Linked DNA regions of Homo sapiens: region 1 is linked to region 2. A link is a loop called in an ENCODE intact Hi-C map of the cell type or tissue named here. Cell type or tissue: PC-3. All regions are shown on one strand. Links, peaks and the distances in the headings refer to the core of each region. The heading gives the core; the rest is flanking DNA. Region 1 overlaps SKAP2 (src kinase associated phosphoprotein 2). Region 2 overlaps SKAP2 (src kinase associated phosphoprotein 2).

The links. Peaks named below come from ENCODE experiments on the same cell type or tissue, not always from the same donor. Only the 100,000 strongest peaks of a DNase experiment are listed, where the experiment ranks them.
Region 1: a loop joins it to region 2, with 1.8 times the contacts of the local background. A loop is called at or near these places in 1 of 110 quality-filtered maps.

Annotation. Positions count from the first base shown.
Region 1 is chr7:26,771,037-26,773,844 of GRCh38, reverse strand. The region is part of intron 4 of SKAP2 (src kinase associated phosphoprotein 2); the gene reads left to right. Among named protein-coding and RNA genes, the nearest start is that of SKAP2, 92 kb to the left of the region's middle. In PC-3, for the core only: no CTCF peak of the experiment used is centred there; no DNase peak of the experiment used is centred there.
Region 2 is chr7:26,704,151-26,706,958 of GRCh38, reverse strand. All of the region lies in intron 9 of SKAP2 (src kinase associated phosphoprotein 2), which reads left to right. Among named protein-coding and RNA genes, the nearest start is that of LINC02860, 68 kb to the right of the region's middle. In PC-3, for the core only: no CTCF peak of the experiment used is centred there; a DNase peak (open chromatin) is centred at 1,188; H3K27ac peaks cover 505 bases.

The sequences.
Region 1 (2,808 bases), core at 275-2,774, 67 kb before region 2:
TTATGTGTTAAGCTTCTATAATATTTATGGTTATTGTTTTGTCATATCTTGCTGCTTTTCAGTACAAGATATAAACTGAGATGTGAGATAACTGCAAAACCTGTATTGTCTTTGTTTTTGTGCCTCCCTAGGGATTCTTGACATATATGTGGTTCATTATAAATGTTTATTGTTCATTGAATAATGACTCATGCCTTGTGGATGTGAGATGGAGACCGTGTGAAAATACATATTATTCTGAAATAAAGTTATCAGAAATTGAAGTTAGGAGGTTTAGTTGGAGAAGAAAAAGGGAGAAATTGTGGGAAGGTGCCTAGCACTTTATCCTGCTATCCAGTTGTAGAATCGCTTTATTAAACTGGCATTTGTTGATGTTCCTTTGGAAATGTATTAGCTGGAAGATGCAGAATGAATGTAACTGAGAAAAGCCTGTAACATACCAAGAAATACCTAAGGCAAATGCTAACTTAATACAAATTATCTTGCCTTCATCCTCAGAAGGGCAATAAATCTCAATTCCGATAACCAGCAATGGGAAAAAAGAAGGTTTTCACCTTTATATCCTCAATGGAGAGATAGGAAGAGAAAAATGTAAAATGGCATCTCATTCTAGTCTTCTGATATCCTCAGCCAATCTGTAAGTAACAGCCACAGTAAGGGTGCATGCAGTAATGTTGTGTGGCTGCTAGTTGTAGACCTACATAATTACATGCCTGAATTAGCTCATTTGTTTCAGGGAGTTTAAAATGAGTTTCAGTGCCAAACCATGCAGAGTGTATTTCTGGAAAATATCATCTTCATCTTATGTGGGAATGTATTTTATAGATAACAGACTGGATCTTCAAGACCATCACTGGATTTATCTAATAAAACTACATAAAGGCAGGTATAACAGAGTTAGCGATCTCACTGGACTCAGCCTTATTGTAAGAATGTAAAATTTCCCATTAGTGCTAAAAGTTTATTAATTAAATATTCCAGATTCTATGAACAGCAGAATGAACATGTATAACTCTAAAGTGATATTTTATAACTTCCACCAATTAAAGTTACAGGCCATAAAAATACTTGGTTCCCACAAAACAAACACACACGTGGATTGAGTTTCACTTGGAATTTTTTGTGACCATTTGAATGTTTGCCAAATGCTTTGTAAAGTGCTGCATACAAGCACTATTCACAATAGCAACTACATTGAATTAATCTAGATGCCCCTCAACAGTGGACTGGATAAAGAAAAGGTGGTACGTATATATCAGAATACTATGCAGCCATAAAAAATGATATCATGTCCTTTGCAGCAACTTGGATGCAGCTGGAGGCCATTATCCTAAGCAAATTAACACAGGAACAGAAAACCACATACCCTATGTTCTCACTTGTAAGTGGGAGCTAAACATTGAGTACACATGAACACAGAGATGAGAACAGGAGACAGTGGGGCCTACTTGACTGGGGATAGTAGGAGGAGGGTGAGGGTCAAAAAACTACCTATTGGGTACTATGCTCACTACGTGGGTGAGGAAATCATTTGTACACCAAACCCCAGTGACACACAACTTACCCTTGTAACAAACCTACACATGTACCCCCGAACCTAAAATAAAAGGTGAAAAAACAAAGTGCTGCACACCAAAAAATTCAATATGCTTTGGTTTTTCTGATATTTATATAGTGTTTATTGACTTAAATGAAAGTTTTATTTCCTTCTGAGGGAAAAATTTGCCTTTATAGCTCACCATAGTTATTACAATTTGGCATAAAAATTAAAATTAATCTTTTGGTATAAAGTATAATCCCCATAGTACATGTCTGTATTTAATAACCATTATTTATTTAACATGCATTTATTAAATAATGATCTTCCAGGCGATAGGAATAGGAAGATGAATAAAACTTTAGTGGTCCTGCCCTCAGATAGTTTGTGCCCATACCTGCCTATGTCCAAACCCGTTTGTTATTCAGTATAACTTTCTCTTGGCTGGTTTTCTGGTATCATCTTTTAGCTACATATTCAAAGAATAACCTGCATAAAAGTGCATCAGCTTTTACTTTGACCATTTTATTTTCTATAAAAATATTGATTTTTGCTTTATACACAATAGTTATTGTTTTCAAAATCTACTAAATCAGTGGTACTTTTGTCAGGTTCATACATTTATTAACCAACAGCTTGTAAATTCCTGTTTTATAGGTAAAGAAAGTAAATATTAAATTGCAGACATAAAGACAGCTATATAAATATGAATATTTTATTAAATTATGTAAGTATATACTCTTCTACTTATTACACAAGCATGCATATTCCTATAACATACTATATAAAATATACATATGCAGCTGACTCCGGCCTAGATTTTGTGCCTATCCACTGGTATCACAAGTTCACTATAACTTTGTGAATATCAGTTACATCCCCTACGTATCATTAGATGTACAGTAGATAGGTCTTATTGGATTCAACTTGTTGACTTCTCTTCCCTTTAAACCAAGGCTAAATTTGGACAACAGTTCAAATTTGTTTTTGTTGTCAAGTCTGGAAGAAAAGTTTTAGAAACCAGGCTCTTTGATTACAATAGGCGAGTGTACCTTTAGGTTTGAGTCCTAGACTGATTATCATCTAAAACCTTTATTATCACTAGCTACACCTAGGGAAAGGTGGCATATTAACAAGTTGTAACACTTATCTCACAGGAACAATACTTGCTTTGCTTTTGTTGGATGAAATTTATACCATACCGTCTAATATAAACAATAAGATAAAATGACTGCTGTGTTATAGATCATAACTAGAAGGTTCCTGAGAGG
Region 2 (2,808 bases), core at 62-2,561:
AAATTACATTTGTATATACAAAGAATTACTCAAAAATTAAATCAAATAGAGATCCATCCAGACCCAAATGTACACTTTGGTTTTATAAGCTAAGACTAATACATATTTGCATTTGAAGTCATGTTAAATTAGGTTAATGTGGTTACTTTAGAATATATCTTTAAAATGGGGCTGGCATTTCAATCAGCTGAAGTCCTAATTTAAATAACCTATTTTATTCTGTGTGCTGATCAATCATTTTCTCCCCTAGAAAGTCAAACCAGTTTTTGCACTTTTCATTTGTAGAACTTACATGACATAAACATTATGTGACAGAAGTTGCTTGTTATTAAGAGAGAGAATATCATCTCAAAGAAACTTGTCATCTGGAAACAGGAAAAATCACATGAAGTAATTTTATTTGTATCATGGCTTTTTCACTGTTCGCTACATTTGTGACAGCTGATTTTATATTAAATATTAACAATATTCTGTTTATACTTGAATCTGCTGCAGTAGGATATAGATTTTACTCAGAATATTCCTGGTTGGAAAGAAGACTGTTCAGTTAAATGAGACACGTGAGGGCTAGTTATAAAAAAAACATAGATATTATATAACTAAGAAAATAAAGCTACCACTTTGATGTCAAAATTTGGTGCCAAAAGTTTGAAGTTTTACTTTACCCTTGACTCTTATAAAATTTTGTTTTGGGAGGTCAAAATTAGGAAAATATTGGCAATTTCATTTTATTCAAACTAATAAAAACACTTGTTAGCTATGGGTACATGTGTTAGAGAGTCATGGATATTAATATAAATAGTATGATTATAATGAATGAGTTATGGAGACAGTTAATCTATTTGTTAGAAAGAGTTATTGTTGGACTTTGGTAACCAAATAGGGTTATATTTCTCACTTTTAATAACACTTATACAATAAAAAACATTGATATATTTTGAGTTTCTAGCAGCAGAATGTCTTATTTGTTAATTTTAAAATAATTTTGGCAACATCTACTTTAAAAAAAGCCTAACTGAATTGTGTTGAATCTTTTGTGAAGTGTGTATGTATGTCCCTATGATTTGTTTTGTTTTGATTTTAACTTTTCAATATATGAAAATACCCATGAGACAGGCTCCTGCTAAATTTTTGGCCACTTTGTCATCAGAGCTATGAGTGTACGTTGTCAGTTGTTTAAACATTGTTGAATCCACTGTGGGTTGGCAAGAAGCATCTGGGAGCCAGACTTTTCCTGTGGACACATGCCAAGTAGTGTATTGTATTTCCTCACTAAATTGAACTATACTGAGATAATTTTTCTAGTTGAGTTTTTTTAATCCAGAAATTATTTTCCAAAGCTAAGTAAAGGGTCATATGATAAAGTTGTTTATAATAAAACCGCCTGAATTCTTTAATCACTGCTTGATAACTACTTTTATTTAGCTAGAATAGGTGTAAATAAGTCATGCAGTTAAACTACATTCAGATAGTTAACATTATGCTCTTAAGTAGACTGTTCAGGAAAGTGCATATGTCATTTTGTGTATTCTCTTTAAATCAATGATTTACTCTAAGCAAGGACAATAAACATTGAATGATCCCTTAATTAAGTACTATGGTTGGGCTTGCCATTAAATTTACATGTTTGATTGCATTATTTAATTAGATGGAAATAAAATCCCAAATTGCATTTTAATATACATAATTATGGCATAACATTTATTTTAACTAAAAGTGCTAGGAAAAGTTTATAAAATCTCATATTTAACTTTAAAAAAAATCAGTTGTTATTTGGGGATGAGAAAACAAGAAAGTTTCGTCATACTGGAAAATAGGCTAGAGGCTAGTTTTGGAGCTCTGGCACTGCCTAGACCCTAGGCCCCTAAGGTGGCAGGGATTTGTCCTCCCAGAGTGGATAAATTTACTTCATCTGCTACTCTGGGACACTGTGGGTGAGACCTTAAAAAAGTAAGATCTGGTTTGCCTGCCATGTACATTAAAAATATTCTGGCTCTTTTACATAAGAGCAGACATTTTGTTGATGTTGGCTTTATTTCTGGAATCCAAGTAAGAGAAACTTTGTAAATGAGAGTTCAACCTATCCCTTTAGGGGGCCAAAACTGAGCAAGTGTGTTGGTTTTTGAGCTCAAATTTTTATTCTTACGTACTTTGAAGGACAGCAAATGCTATTTTGCAAGAATGAGCATCAAGACCTCCATCAGATGAGTTTTACATGCCTAACCTCCCCTTCTTCCCCCTGCAGGTTCTACCTTGCTTCTTTTGGCAGCCCCTTTCTACAGAAATATACTAGTTCTAGCACATCTTTTCTCTTCAGCCATTATAACCTATTTTATCATAAATTAGTCTGTATGTCAAGAAGATATCTCTTACATTAGAATTGAAAACTTCTTAAAAACAATTCTGAAAGTCTGTGCACAGCCACTCATAGGTACGTGGAAATTCATATTTTGAGAGTGCCATTCTTTCGTATTACGAAAAGTGCTTTAATTTGCTGTATTTTTCATGTCTTACTGCAGTCATATCTGGTAAGAAACTATAGCTATCTTATTCAGGATTAATCAATCTTCTTAGGCTCCTGGCTAGGATTGAAGCTGCTCTCAGCCCTGCTTGCTTCAGGGCTTAGCCTAACTCTGTTTTTTCATCACATTTAGTCTCTGGGAGGGAGGTGATGGGAGATGATTTTTCCATTTGCAAGCTGCCTTTCAACTGGAAGAAAAATGGAAGGGGCAAATGCCAAGTTTTTCACTTTCTGTGGCCATTACAAACATGACTTGTCTCCTGTTTTTTCAGCAGTGTACACTATTT